Linked DNA regions of Mus musculus: region 1 is linked to region 2. The links are chromatin loops, found by intact Hi-C in ENCODE. Cell type or tissue: left cerebral cortex. All regions are shown on one strand.

Region 1 (8,000 bases), 69 kb before region 2:
GGTTCAAGTCCAAATACAAGATGGTTATTGTGTCTGAAAAGCTCCCAGGGTTAGCACGTTCTTCTGGACCAGGTTTCCTGTGTTGTTGACAGACACGTTATCAACACAGCACCAGCACTCTCTGTTTATCTAATTACATGAATCCCGCCTCCACCATGTAATATGCAATTTATAACACAGCATCAGCACTCTGTGTTTATCTTATTACATGAATACCTGCCTTCACAATGTGGTATGTAATTTATAAGACAGCATCAGCACTCTGTTTTTTATCTTATTACACGAATCCCACCTCCACCATGTGATATGTAATTTATAACACAACATCAGCACTCTCTGTTTATCTTATTGCATGAATACCCACCTCCACTATGTGATATGTAATTTATAATAAACCCTGCAGAGTGAGCATTGTAGGTCCGAGTATTTAACATAGGCGACAAACATGCCTTCGTGTAGGGAAGAGATTTGCAGACTTTCCTCATCTGTGGGAATTTCCTATCATTTTGGTGTGTCTGGACTTCATGACCCAAGAGAGTTGGACCACGTGACTTAGGATAGGAGACCTCGTCTCTGTGCAATGCCACTGTCCCTGCAGGTCTGCTCTCTATCTGTCCCCATGTAGTAGGATGCCTGGGTTTTCCTCTCTTGTTCACAGCCTGACCTGCACCTAGGGAGGGACCTGCATGTGGCACTCAAGTAATTCCACAGCGAGCGTGTTCATGGAAGGATGTGCTCTGCTGCTCTTGGCTTTCTGTAAGTGTAGGAGCCGTGTCCCCTACAGCACCACATCCCTCTACCTGCCCTGTGTCCCACATGCCTCAGTCCTGGTACCTTCCCTCTGCTCACTGTTCCCAGCCATCCAAGCATCAGGACCTGGAATGGAGCCTTGTGGAGTCTGAGCTCTCCTTCCCTTGGCTGCCCTAACTCACTGCAGACTGGTCCACACTGCCCTGCCTCCACCATCAGCCCCACTCAGAGCTCAGCCTTGACTGCTGAGTGGATGGGCCATGAGTCCACATGGAGCCACAGTGCAAGGGACATTCAGATTGATTCCAGGACCTGTGGCCAGGAGCATTACTCTATGTGGAGGTCTGCACTGTCACCCATCTTTATCCATTTTGAGTGGGCCCTGGGGCTATGACTCATGGGAAGTATTTAACCCATCAGAAACTGCCAGGCCTGTACCAAATGAACATCACTGCACAGACTTTCTATTGCCGCTCATTTTAAAAAAAAATATTCAGGGCCAGGCAGTGGTGGCACATGCCTGTAATTCCAGCACTTGGGAGGCAGAGGCAGGCGGATTTCTGTCTTGTTTTGTTGTGTTTTGTTTTGTTTTGTTTTGTTTTGTTTTGTTTTGTTTTGTTTTGTTTTGTTTTGTTTTTGTTTTTCAAGACATGGTTTCTCTGTATAGCCCTGGCTGTCCTGCAACTCACTTTGTAGACCAGGCTGGCCTCGAACTCAGAAATCCATCTGCCTCTGCCTCCCGAGTGCTGGGATTAAAGGCATGCGCCACCACGCTCGGCGACAGGCGAATTTCTGAGTTCAAGGCCAGCCTGGTCTACAGAGTGAGTTCCAGGACAGCCAGGGCTATACAAAGAAACCCTGTCTTGAAAAACAAACAAACAAAACAACAACAACAAAAAATTTCAGGAAGATGGTTCAATGTGTAAAGGTGCTGGCTGCTAAGCCCAGGTACATGGGTTCAGTTCCCAAGACCTGTGGTGGAAAGAAAAGACAGACTCCCTTTGGAGCACATGCATTTGTGCGCACACATACACACACACACAAATAAGTAAATAAATCGGACATGCGAATGAGTGTTTGTGTCTCGGTTACTTTCTCTGCTGTGATAAAATACTGGGAGAAAAGCAACCCAAGAAAGAAAGGGGCTTGGTGGGGCACTTAGAGTTAGAGAGGGACACGGCCCATCATGGTGAGGAAGCCTTGAAAGCAAGCAGAGAAAGTGTAGTGTCTGGAGCAGACAAATGGCTTGTCACATTGCATCTACACTTCACAAACAGGGAGGGATTAATTCATGCTGCTGACCAATTTCCTGTCTTCACCTATCTGGAGTCCAGGATTCCAGTCATGGAATGAGGTCACCAACGGTAGGTAAGTCTTCCCACATCAGCTTATATACTCTAAACAATCCCCATTTATATGCCCAGAGATCTACCAGGTGATATGAGATTCTACCAGGTTGACATTTAACACTACCAATGTGTGTGGCACTGCCGGCAGCTTCACTGTCAGTTTCTTCCTAACTCATGAATCTGAGCATTTCTTCCGTCTGTATTTGCTACTTGTACCCCGCGGAGGAAAATGTCTGTGCGAAACGCTTGCCGGTTAAAGAACACTGGGGTCTTTGTTTGGTTGCTGTTTCCTCTGAGGTTATTTTTATGTTCTGCACACAAGTGCATTGTCACATATGAATTGCAGATGCTTCCTGCCCAGCTGTGGCTGGCCTGTCACTCCCTTAATAGAGTCTTCTGCAGAGGGAAGGATTTTAACTTTGATGAAATCGACCTATTTTTCTCTATGGCTCTAGCATTCAGCCTCCCCTATGTCAAGGTCGCAGAAATGGTCCCTTTCTCCTCTGAGAAATTACAATCTTGCATTCCACGCAATGCCCTTGATGCACTTGGAGGCGGTTTTCACAGAAGGTCTGAGGTCATTTTTGCTCAACTGCTAAGACGATGTGGGGTGGAAAGTCTCTTTCCTCTGGCCAATGGCCTGACAAGCAAACACGTGATCCATAATAATAGTTGATACAGAAATCATCTCAGTTGTTCACACTTGATGAAGGAGTGAAGAAGGGTGACAGGGCCAGGAGAGACCTTACTGTCCTTGACGCTGATCAGCACGGGCGATGGACTCTCTCCGTCTCAGTGTGGTGCGGGCATCTGAGTTTCTAGTCCCAGGAAGGAGCCACCAGCCCCAACAGTTTTCCCCTGGAGTCCTGGACACTCCCATAGCCACATCTCAGATGGCCTTCCTATCTGTTTCTAGCACTTTCCAGGATCCTAGGGTCTCAGAGTGTTTGGGGGTTGGTCCGGGTGCTGACTGGGCCAAGGTCAGGTCCAGGTCCTCTGTACTGGAGCCCCCAGCTCCTCCCTCTTAGGTTCAGAGGCCCAGAGCTGTTCCAGCTTGCCTCCATGCTGATGCCAGCTCCTGCTGGGGCCCTGGGGACTCGGGGACTGTCAGTGTGAAGCTCCCTGAGGAACCATAATTGGGCTTTTCAGGCAAGAGGGGTAAGAAATGGCATTCTTACACTAATTAACTATTTCTCTCTCTCTCTCTTTCTCTCTCTCTCTCTCTCTCTCTCTCTCTCTCTCTCTCAAGAGCCACAGATTTGGTCTGAGATGTGACTTGAGGTCGGTAGAACTTACTGCTCTGTGTGTATCAAGGGCATGGGGCAGGTTTGTGTTTAAAAAACCAAAAGCCAGACTTTTCCTCTGGGCCGAGGCTTTGACCACACACCAGTCTGCTCTTCAAGGTGGTTCAGCATCACGCATGAAAGGTGATGGGCACTTTGGGCATGTGATTGAGATGTGAGTGTGGGCACCTGAGAGAGCAGAGAACTGACAAGTCCCCCGAGGTCAGGTCTCATGGGAACCAGGTGCCCCTGGGTCACAAGTCAAAAGTTACTTCTCAAGTCATCCTGAGTATATATGGCAGACTCTGTGTGACAGCAAGCAGTTGGACAGGGAGGTAGCTGGGACACTAGGTTTCTGTGTCTCTCAGATATCTGTTCTGTCACTGACGTAAATGACTACAAGTGGCACCACAAGGCACCATGACTGGTGCCTATTCCCCGTGCCCTGTCTTGGCACAGGAAACTATTCACTATCTACGTGATTCCCCAGGACCACAATCCCATGCTCCCCACGGCACAGATGCCATCATCAGCCTGTGTTACAGATAATAGAACCAAGCAGCTCTGATGCTACTGGGTCCTGAGCCTAGGCTGACTGTGAACCCTCCCTGAAGCATTTTCCCCCTAGGGGCTTATTTAGAGGACAGGTGCTATTTGGAGGCTTTGGGCGCTGTGCAGCAGAAGTGGACACACACGACGCCATGCTCTCCTGTCCCACTCTTGGACAGCTGACTTGTTAGGTTCTGTGAAGCAGCCGGCCTCTCCAGGAAGACTCTGGAAGGCTCCATCTTGGGCAGAGCATGGCAAGGAGATCTCAGCTCCAGAAGACAGTCAGACAGCATGCCCACCTGGTTTTTATAAAGCAAGTTCAGAATGAGACTCCAGGACTGCACAGTCTGTCCCTGGATGGCGACAGGAAGGAGCCACTCCTGGAGCAGAGTCCTGCCCTCGATGAAGGAGATGGCAGGTCATGGGCAGGACTGGGTCAGTGAGGGGAGCTTTGGGTTTGAAGAGAACTTGAACTTCCCCCTCAGATCCCAACCTGATCATCAGGAGCCCTTTCTCCCTGGAGAGAGCTGAAGCACTCCTATGGGCCTAAGGATACCATGCACCTGCTTTCCCTAGAGTCTCTCCTCTGAGGATGTGCTGCAAGGAGGTGAGGAGTGGGTGGATTCCCAACTCCTTCCAGATCTGTGGTATGTGCTGTTAGCATTTCTTCCAGGCTCCATCCCACAGTTACCTGGCAACAGTCGGGTGTGCCTGATTCGCTATAAAAGGGGCTGCTTGCCCCTTCTCACTCTCTGGCTCTTCTTCCTCTCTTCCCTCTCTGCCCCTTCTCTCCCCATTCCCCTCCCCCCCTCTCTCCAGGTGCTCATGGCCAGCCGCTACTCCTCTCTCTCTCTCTCTCTCTCTCTCTCTCTCTCTATCTGTGTGTGTGTGTGTGTGTGTGTGTAGTCCTTTCCCAACTCCCTGCCCCATGCCCTGAATAAACTCTATTCCATACTATATCCATCATATGGCTGGTACCTCAAGGGAAAAGGGATGCCTCAGCGTGGGCCCGCAGAGGCACCCCCTTCCCCTGCACCATACCACACCACCATACCACACCGCTACCAAACATATCCCTGGCTTCTCTTTCTTTTTGGTAAAACACCAAACATGCTGTTTGGGATAACACACCTCAGGATCCTGGATTGTCAAATACAACATGGACCAAACAGAATGAAAGGGATGGGGAAGCAGGATGGACCTGGGCCAATCAAGATGGGCCATGGAATATACAGGCTGGAGTGTGGACCAATCAGGATGGAGCATGAGCCATCAGATGAGAGTGGACCAGTCAGCATCAGTCATAGCACTCACAGGATGGAGAGTAGTCCCATCACAGAATGCATGCCAACAGACCAAGGGCAGGGGGAGTCTCACACAAGACTGAGGATCTTTCATGGAGCCTCATCACACCTTGTCTCTGTCCCAGGCAAAGGACCTGAGATAAGAACCTGGAGCATTGGAGGCTGGAGAGATGGCTCAGCAGGTAAGAGCACTGACTATTCTTCCAAAGGTCCTGAGTTCAAATACCAGCAACCACATGGTGGCTCACAACCACCTGTAATGAGATCTGACGCCCTCTTCTGGTGCATCTGAAGACAGCTATAGTATACTTATGTATAATAATAAATAAATCTTTGGGCCAGAGCAAGCAGGGACTGAGCAAGCAGAGTTGACCACAGAGAGCAGAGGTCCTAAAATTCAATTCCCAACAACCACATGAAGGCTCACAACCATCTGTGCAGCTACAGTGCACTCACATACAATTAATTAATTAATTAATTAATTAATAATCTTTAAAAAAAAGAGCCTGGAGCGTCTAAACCCAAGTCCCCCTCCCTTTATGTCCACCCAAAGTACACCCCCTTTTCAGAAAGGATTGTGTTAGAGAGAGAAGCAAGAACGTTGAGCTATATTGGTCTGTCTGTCTGTCTGTCTGTCTGTCTTTGTAGACCCCCATGAACCTCAGGCAACTCCAGCACCTCAACTGTCAAGGCCAGATCTACCCTGTGCTGATCAGGGTGGAGTCCTAGATTAGCAGATCCTCACGGCTCAAATGATTTAGATGTGTCCCCGGGAGCTGACTGTAACTTGGTGACTTAATTTTTAATAGTCAGTTGACACTTATTGTAAAGGATGAACGTCCTCACCGGTCCTCATCCATCCCATCCTTGGGACCAAACGCAGGACGTCACTTTAATTGCTTTACTGTGTGCGCTTCCTGCAGACTTTACAGCAGCGTGGTTCAGTTTATTATCGGGGACACTTTTACAACACTGTCTGCTGCTCCATGGAGAGCCTCCGCTCCTGGCAGGCTCTGGTGGGAAGGAAAGGGCCCTGGCAAGCATCCTTCCACCCCAGGGGTCTCCTTCCTCAGCTGACTCCAGAGACTGGCACCTTCAAGGGCAATGGAGCCGGTGGTTATAGATTGAGGGATTCCACCGCAGGCACATCCTACACTATGCAGCCTGGAGGTCTCTCCACTGCTAGGCTGTGCCCCTCCACAGGACAGCAAAGCAGTCAGCTTTGGGGGTGAATTCTACCCAGTAGCCTTTTCCCCAGTGCCTATTCCAGCACCCTAAGAGTGCACCTGTTCTAGAGTTTGAGATCCTTTCCAGTCCAGGGGCAGATCCCAGGATCAGTTCTCAGACCATCAGCACCTTGCTCATTCCCCAGTATGATAGAAATGGGATTTCATCAGGACCAATCTCATGCCAGTGAGAGACTCTGGCCTTTCTTATTGTATGTGACTTGTGGTAGATATGTACACAGGACAGCCAGTAGGAACCCAGAGAGGAGGTACCTAAAAGTAACATTACCCCAAGGAGGCATGGCCCAGGGAAGAAAATAAATCAGAGTTCTGAATTCCTGGCCACCTACTTCTCTCTTTGGGTTGGCCTTACCATCCCCATTGTGGTTGAATAAGAGTGTTGAATGAGGATGTGTTGTTGTTATCAATAACAAATGAGGATGAAATGGTCCCTCTTCAGGAGATCATCAGGAATGGTGAGTTCTTAGGGACCACCAGACAAGGCCCAGAGCCCTGGACCAGGTAACTTACAGATGAGGGGCTTGTTAGTGAGAGATGGCACCTACCACTGTGTCAGCTCCATGTCTGCAGAATGAACAGGTGGAGCCCAGCAACCCAACACCTGACCACACTCATCAGAAGGTAAGTTTTACCGTGCTGATGCATGTCTTCATCCCAGTCATCATTGCTCCTGCATCAGCATCTCATCATTGCCCTCACCTCCCTGCATCCCATCCTACATCCCACCCTGTACCCCATCCTGCATCCCATCCTGCACCCTGCCCTGCACCCTGCCCTGCATCCCCCATCCTGTACCCCCTTGCACTTCCCGCATCCCACCCTGCACCCCACCCTGCATCCCACAATGCATCCCACCCTGCACCCTGCCCTACATCCCATCCTGCATCCCACCCTGCTTCACATCCTGCACCCTACCCCACATCCCATCCTGCACCCTGCCCTGAAACCTGCCCTGCATCCCCCACCCTGCATCCCACCCTGTACCCCATCCTGCATTCCATCCTGCACCCCACCCTACATCCCTGCCACTACTATCTCTATGCATTCCACAGACCTCAGCCTGGATGTGGTGTCTGCTGAGTCCCCTTTAGTCTCCTTGTTTGCACCCATCTTCTTCCCCTAAGTTTGGTCCAGCTCAGCCCCTGGACTAATTCTTATCCTACCTGCTTTCACTTGCTAGAGGTCAGTACCATGTTTAAGGCCCTTCTAGGCATTGTTGACCACACATCCAGAGGTTGTCTGCTTCCTTTTGTCTCCAGTATCACCAACTGGCACTCTGATGTGTTGTCTTGGTGACTGTCTTCATGTTTTCTATTTCTGTGTTTAAAACACCGTGACTATAAGCAACTTGGGGAGAAAAGAAACTATCTTGCTTATATTTCCACATCACAATCCACCATTGAAGGAAGTCAGACCAGGAACTCGAGCAGGGCAGGAACTGATGTAGAGGCCACAGGGGGATCACTGGTTACTGGCTTGCTCCTCATAGTTTGCTCAGCCTGCTTTCTTATAGTTCAG
Region 2 (8,000 bases):
GGAGACAGGAAGGTCCCAGGAGTTCACTGGCCTACCAGCCTAACTGAAATGGTGAGCTTCTGATTTAATGAGAAACCCTGGCTCAAAATGAGAAGACAACTGAGGGTGACACCCAGTATCCTGCTCTGATAACCACATTCTCACATGCATGTAGCACATGCACACACATACCACACACACCTTTTTGTTTAATCACCAGTATTGGGGAAAAGTATCAGTATTGTGCTTTCTCTTTGCTACAAGTTCAAGAACATGATGAATATGGTAAGATGTTTCTTATTTCTTTGATTATAATTAGTACATGCTAAGTTTTTGTTTTAATTAGAGCGGGACATATCTATACTTTGAAAGTCAAATGCATACTTGTTATGAAAAATGTCTGCACTCCATCTCCCAGAGCCAGTCTGGGTTCCAGGATTACTTGAAACACTAGTCTCTGAAGTTGGGTCGACTCTATCCACCCTTGCTGTGGCTACACCTCTGTTCCTCCACATCCTGAAGTTAGGTGCTCTGGGATCTTCTTCTGCAACAGACAGCAATCTCTTTACTTGCAAGTGCCCCTCAAGCTTTCTCATGCCCAGAGTTTAACACTCCCACCTGGTGGTTTTTTTTTTTTTTTTGGTTGTCTTAAGCCTTTAGAGGAGCAAACAGGTAGAGGATATGTATATAAAAATATATTCTAGAGTCAGGCAGTGGTGGTGCACGCCTTTAATCCCAGCACTTGGGAGGCAGAGGCAGGTGGATTTCTGAGTTCGAGGCCAGCCTTGTCTACAGAGTGAGTTCCAGGACAGCCAGAGCTATACAGAGAAACCCTGTCTCGAAAAACAAAACAAACGTGTGTATGTGTGTGTGTGTGTGTGTGTGTGTATTAAAAGGGAGTCATAACAACAATCTGCACAGTAGTGGTGGGGTAGTCCAGCAGTTGCTCTCTGTGTACCAGAGAGAATGAGAACTTGGTAACTGCTTCAGCAGTCAGTGTGGTGCTGAAGACCTGGAAGACTCCAGAGCTGTCAGTCGTCAGTACGTATTGGAAGGCCAACGTAGCTGGAGTCTGATATCAATCAGATCTTGAGATGAGTTAGATAGACTTAGCAGCAAGAAATGAAGGGAAGTGGCTGGAGAGAGGTAGCTCAGCAGTTAAAAGCACTGGCTCCTCTTTCAGAGTATCCAGGTTCAATTTGAACCATCTGTAATCCTAGTCTTAGATCTAACATCTTCTGGCATCTAAGGGTACCAAGTACACACTGATGCAGAGACAAACATGTAGGCAAAACACTCATCCATAAAAAAGAAAGAAAGAACAAAATGAGGGCACATAGACATGCAAACACTGTTTTGCCTCAAACATCTTTATGTATCTGGTATACCCACAGGAAAGTGCTACACACTTGGTGGATGGGTCACCTCTCATTTAATCCTTCCTGGAAATGCACTCACAGACCCTCCTAGATAAACAGCTGAAAACATCAACTTTTCCCCCAGAGCAGATATCTTCAGGTTATACTCTATAACTTAAATATGATACACAGAGCGACAACACTTAAGTTCTGACATTTTCTTAATGTTATATGGTAATAGAATAGGGAAAGAAAGAAAACACAAATATCTGCTTACTAATGCATACATATAAAGCCATGAACATTTTAACAAAGTAAGACAGAAACATTCACGGCAGTTACATTCCTCATTTCTGTGATTGGTTACTTGGCTACAGTTGTTTATATTTTTCTACTTCCCAGCTCATATGCTCAGCAAGTCCTGTTTCTTTACCTGTGGGAGTAGCCTGAAACTTACTTGTAACACAGGAGGGCTGAGGATTTATGTCCTCCCTGCCTCAGCCTCCTGAAAGGTTCTGGCTCCTTTACCATCCTGCCTGGATCGAGTTGTTACAGTTTCAGACTTAACTCAGAACATGGTCACACCAAGAAAGACTCTACTCTTCCTTTCTCCATAGCAGTCCAGTTTCTCTGTGATGTCTGGAGCAATTATTTCTAAAAACATTGTAACTCCTTTCTTAATGTTGATTCAAGGACATCAGGAGCCAGAGTGGCCAGGGGAAAGTCTTAGCTTCTAGTTTAACTGAATCCATGTAATGCTTCTTGTGCCTCCTAACAGAAGCACTCCTTCCTCTGGAACCAAGACATCTAGGCTAGCACAGCATTAAATTGTAGGAACAGAAAGCAAAATGTTGCTAGTGAACCACTGGGGGTAGTAGTATTGAGTGGTAACGTTCCCATTTCTATCCCTTGAGTCTTGGATCCATGAATCCTGGCTATAGGAGAAACTACCATATTCTGAACACTGAATCGGAGCATTGTAGTCTTCTAGAGGACTCTGCCCCAGCCCTTCAGGCTACTGCTGCCTACTTGGCCATATAGCTGTGTCTTTAAAAAGCCATTCCATCATCTGGTCAAGCCAGCTGCTTTAGTTGTTGATCCCATGTATCATCCTCGCCTCGCCATTGTGACTCCTTTGTTCATGGGTCCATTGGGTAATGACAGGAATGGCCTTCCAGGAAAAGTTGACTTCTGTCTACAAAGCAAGCCATCCTGCTTGCTTGTTGACATTCTCCTTTGCTGATGTCACCATTTGATGAGCATTTACACAGGACACAAGTATCTTCACTTCATTTGAAGAGATCTGTTTATATTCCTCTTCCCCAAATGTCTATCTTACCAATTTTCCAATCATGTTCTTTCCAAGTCTGCAGCTGTTCATCCAAACTACTGGGCATGCCCTTTGTGTCAGTGTATAAATTGTACATCTGTCCAAATGAAATGTATATGGCCAGCAAGATGGCTTATTGAGTTAAAGGTGCTTGCTTGCCACCAAGCCTGACAACCTGAGTTCAATTCCCAGGACCAATATAGTAGAATGAGAGAACTATCTCCCACAGGTTGTCCTTTGACCTCAGTGCACACCAATAACATGCATGCATGCATAAAGAGAATAAAAATAATACTAAAAATATACAACTCTGCCCTGCCCAAAGTTGTGCCTACCACAGGATTTTCCTTCAGGGTTGTCCCAGAAAGGTGCTGTAATACTACAGTTAGCTATCCTCTTCTGGGGAATGGACTCTACATAGGGTAGCACTATTCATAAATCAGGCCTCACTTTTGTTCTCTTTAGTCGTCCAGTCACAGAACATGCCTCCTGACGCAGTGAGTTCATGGAGACAGAAGGCATTGTTGGAGTAGTTGGAACCATAGGCATTTGGGTAACTTCATCTATGACCTACTTGGGCTCAGTTACATAAATATTATCACTTCCGATTGATGTCGCTTTGCTGCTTTGCATGTCCAACTTTATGGCTTAGTAGGTAATGCCTAGCCTATGATGGGCAATTCAAGTCATGTGGTAATAGCCCATTGTCAGATTCTCAGGTTTCCACTAAGTCCCCATAGCAGGCCAAGAGCTCTCTCTCAAAATCATTGTCTGTGGGTGAGAGCAAGGCCTTGTTCCAAAGTTCCAAAGGCCTCCACTGTGATTCCCCTGTGCGGTCCTCAAAGGACCCAACCATTACCCCATGTAGCACTGACAACGCAGCAGTGCCATCAGGTTTGCTAGACCATGTGTTCCAAGTGGCACAGCAGCTGGATTGTTTCAGGGATTGTTGCTGTTATTTTGGACCCATTCCTGGTACCACAGTCTGTATTAGGCATGGTTCTCTTGACAAAAGAATAGAGTGTGTATGTTACAAGATGATTCACAGGACTGGCACAGACTGGTCTGGGTAGTGTCATAATAGCCATCTACCCACTGAAGGCTGAGAACCAAATATAGGTGCACAGTTCATAAGGCTGCTGGAGTCCCCACTGAAAGCCTAGGGGAGTACTGGGGAGTCATTGGTCTTCTCCCCCTGGGGCAAGGCCGAAGAGGCTGAGTCAGATGATGGATGGCAGCAGTAATAGGAGAACTGGGTGCACTTACAAGCAAAAAGCAGAGGTGGACCGGGCAGCAGTGCCTCTTCTTTTGGACCGCCTCTTCCTGTTTGATTTGCTGCAGAAAGGTGCCACCTACTCTGAGGGAGGGTCCTCTCCCCTCAGTTAATCCTTCCTGAAAATACCCTTACAGGCCTACCAGTCAAGATGAATCATCTTAAGTTCTAATAATGCCATCTTTCGAAGCCTGGGTGGCTGCTGCTGAAGCCAAAGACAGAAGCTGGTCCATCCGTCACTGTACACCTGTGTGTTAGCTGCTGGCAGCTGTTTTCCCAGTCTGCTACTCTAGTCTGGGGCTGTGTTGTCAGCCTCCAGCCTTAGGCTTTCCTGTGGCTTCTCCATCGCCCGACTGTACTAGCTCCTGTGTTTGTCTCTTTGGGGTTCTCATTTGTTTGCTGGGGCACATCCTTGTTACAACTTGTTACAAGAGACTATGCTGGAAGATACATTTTTTTATTTCAACCCTTAGATAGATAGTGGGAAGGACCTAGTATGATGTAGATGTGTTTTTCCCTCCAGTCTGGAGTGCTCTGTGCTATAACTTCCCAGCCCTTGCCCTCGGCTGATACTGCCTGTTCTCTCCTGTACAACTGGAGCATTCATGGAACAGTGTGTCCATGCCAGTGCTATGTCAGGAATGCTTGCACAGCCTTTCCATTTGGCACTGGCATGCTAGAGAACAAAACAGATGGGAAACAGGGAAGAGGCAGCAGGCTCTGCATCTGCAGTTTTGCTTTCCGTGGGATCCAGTCTGAGGATGTTCAATGGAAAATTCCAGAAATAAAGCAACTCAAAATTTTAAAATTGTGCACTGCTATAATGAGTTATATGATAAGATCTTGAACAGTCACAGACCTTCCCACCGGGACCGGAATTGTCCCCTTCGTCCAGCTGACCCAGCCTGTAGGCTAGTCTCCCTTCCACTAGTCACTTAGGAATTGTCCTCATGTGTTGTGGCTAGGGGTTTACATTCAAAAGACCCTTTTAAAGTCATCTGCCACTGCTATATCCTTGTGCCCAGGCCACCTAGTACCATCACAAATACACTGTTTCATCTTAAATTATACCAAGACGGGTGTGCACAGCACAGCAGGATGTTGGGTGAATAGCCTGCTCGCCTAACTTCTATTACTGTAGTAGTTTAACTCCATTAATCATTTCTGTGGTCACTCTTCCTGTGACTGCTTTGCAAGTTAAGCCTTTATGAGTATTTGTGTGTAATAAATAGCCATGCAGGGCTCAGTGCTGTTTACAATGGCAGATGTTCCCACAGCACAGTGGCTATACAGGGGTTTCCAACCAAGAATCCTAGGAAGGGATTGACCAAAGACTTAGAGAAAGCTGGCATGAGCTGGGATGATTCTCACAGAGGCCCCAGAAGAGGAGGAAGAAGGAGCTTGTGGGAACACCTCCCAGACAGAAGCTTGCTGAGCCAAGAGGCCCAGGAAATCTGACTGGAGGCATGACATTTCCTAGACCAGAGCTGTAGGACAGAAAGGGTGTAGATGAAAGCCCAATGCAGTTCTGGACACAGTTGGTTTGGAACATGAGTGACCTCTCCAGTTAAGAGTGCCGAGTGAAGAGTTCTTAGATGTAGCCCAGGACTGGAGACGGGAATAGAATGCAAGCCTTTAGCCTTGGGAAAGGCTGAGGGGTGCCTGTCAGCCAGCTAGAGGTGGGAAGGAGGTGGAAGGACATGGCATGAATGGTACAGGAGGGACTGAGGGCGTTGCCTGAATGGTACATAGCCTCAGAGCAGAGTCAGTGGCCCTGCATCTTCCTTCAGGGTGCAGCACCAGGGACGGCCAGGAAGGTGGCTCACTGCTGACTCTCAGAAGCTCTCAGCTTGTGACCTGTGAGTTTTTTAAACATGTCTCCTTTAATGTCGTAGTTGTGTCTTAGGAAAGTTTCAGGATCCTCAGCACATACCTGCTCAAGAGCTGAAGGCTCTGGAAGATGATTAGATAGGGCTGGAGTGTAGCTCTGTTGGTGGAGTAGCTGCCTAGCAAGCATAGGGCCCTGGGTGGTTAGGCAGATGGCACCAGCCTTGCTCTGGGTTATTGCACATGTAAGCTTGTGAATAGCTGGAAAAGTGCTTCCAGGTGTGCCTCCACGCTAGCAGCTCACCCTTCCTTCCATGTTACTGCCTAGATGGCCTGGGAACCTGGGGCACTTTCTCTGTTGCCTCGTTTGGTGTGGATTTTTGCAGTACTCAAAGAAATACATTTATTAGCATACTATCACCTATTTTCACTCACTTAAAAACCCAGACCTGGTCAGTCATGGTGCTTTGTTCCTGTACTCCTGTCTCCTCAGTAAACTGAGGAAGGGTGCTCACTAGAGACCAAAGTTTAGAGGCCATTCTGGGAACAGAGCAAGGCCCCATGTCGAGATGGAGAAATAAGCAGTACCCTTGGGAAGTTCTGTGTATCATTTGAAGGTAGCAAGGCCTCTGGCTTGTCCTGAGGATGGCAGCCTAGCATCAAAGATCACAGGCAGCCCTGAACCAGGTACCTGCATTGCAGGGCTATACTACCCAGATCTTCTGTAGTAGGTGCCACTTTTTAAAAGTTTGCTGTTGTTTGTTGTTGTTGTGGGTTTCTTTTATATACATGAGTGTTTATCTGCGTGTATGTGTGCAGTGCCTATGGAGGCCAGAAGAGGGAGTTGGATCCCCTAGAACTGGAGTTATATATGGTTATAAGCCAGCCAGTGTGGGTGCTAGGAACCAAACTTGGAACCTCTGTGAGAGCAATATGTACTCTCATCCACGGAGCTGACTCTCTAGCAACTCCCTCTTTTTCTTGTAATAGCATCTTATTTAGCCACATGACTTGCAGTATTCTAAGTGTGACTTTTTGGATAATGTTGTGAACTGTGTTTGAATAGACAGCCCAGTAGTATTAAGTACATCTACATTGTTACTTGACTGATCTCTGGCGCCTCTTTCATCTTGCAAAATTGAAGCCATCTTCAAGTTTTTGCAAAGATATTATAAAAATACTTAAGTTTTATGAAAGATTTCTACCATAAAGCTTTAAAGTAAGATTATAAAATGTCAAATAGTATATTTATAGTTTATATTATAAAATCAGAAAGCCTGTGAGTGTGGGGCATTTTCATGTATATGATTTTGTGTGTGTGAGAGACAGACAGACAGACAGACAGACAGATCCACTTTTCTTCTTGGTGTGTGATGTTAGAACTAATAAGTGCTTGGGAACTTGTGCCTTGGGCTCAGCTGATGATAAGGCTATAGATGCTTGTGCTATAGACTCCACTGCCACAGAGTGTGTACCCATGGAGACTCTTAGCCGGGACTGGGCTAGTGTGAACTGTAGTCACTGTGCAGTATTTCAGTGCTGGGTTATGAAGAACAGAACAGCTAAGCTATACTCACTGAGTGCATCAGGAGCTGACAAGAACTTGCCACTGGTTCTGCGATGTGCCGCTTTGGGGGCAGTATCAGGCCTACAGCAGGGAATTACCACGGGTGTACATGCCAGAGGCAGAAGCCAAGGGACAGGATGAGCTAATAGGAATCCTGTCTCTCAGGCCATTTTGGGGCCTTGTCCACAGCTTAGGTGCTCCTGGCAGGAAAGGGCAGGTCCAGCTTCCTCCCGGACACTGTGCATGGGGCTCTAGGAACAGCAGGTGCACGGTGGTTACAGCATGGGTCTCTTGAGTCTGTGTGGTGCCAGGGTACGAGGTACTTTATATCAGTACGCTACCTCCTCTGAAGTCCTTCTGAGGTCACACAGGTGTCTCTGAGGTGTGAATTGAAGTCCTAAGTGTCACATGGAGTAAGAGGTCAGAGGGAGGCAGGTGACAGCAAATGCTGTCGATTAAGTTTTGAGTGATACTGTGTCCAGTATTATCAGGTGTTTATAGGGTGGGTCTCCAAGTTACTGCGTTGGATGTCTTATCAGCACAACACGGTGTTTCTTGACCAAACAAACACTGAGTGCTCAGTGCTGGGAAACAGAGGTGCCAGTGAGGCTGTCTTCTTGCCAGCCCCACCAGCTGAAGAGATGTGGTAGGTGTCCCTGTGAGTAG

The links. Peaks named below come from ENCODE experiments on the same cell type or tissue, not always from the same donor. Only the 100,000 strongest peaks of a DNase experiment are listed, where the experiment ranks them.
Region 1: it touches region 2 in a loop (2.1-fold over the local background); 3 of 42 quality-filtered maps call a loop at or near these places.

Annotation. Positions count from the first base shown.
Region 1 is chr5:129,461,427-129,469,426 of GRCm38, forward strand. No RefSeq gene overlaps it. Among named protein-coding and RNA genes, the nearest start is that of Gm34468, 28 kb to the right of the region's middle. In left cerebral cortex, a CTCF peak has its summit at 4,500; DNase peaks (open chromatin) are centred at 3,982, 4,093, 4,571 and 5,088; H3K27ac peaks cover 1,351 bases.
Region 2 is chr5:129,530,098-129,538,097 of GRCm38, forward strand. The region is part of intron 7 of Sfswap (splicing factor SWAP); the gene reads left to right. Among named protein-coding and RNA genes, the nearest start is that of Sfswap, 33 kb to the left of the region's middle. In left cerebral cortex, a CTCF peak has its summit at 6,608 (motif pointing right); DNase peaks (open chromatin) are centred at 3,790 and 4,614; H3K27ac peaks cover 4,046 bases.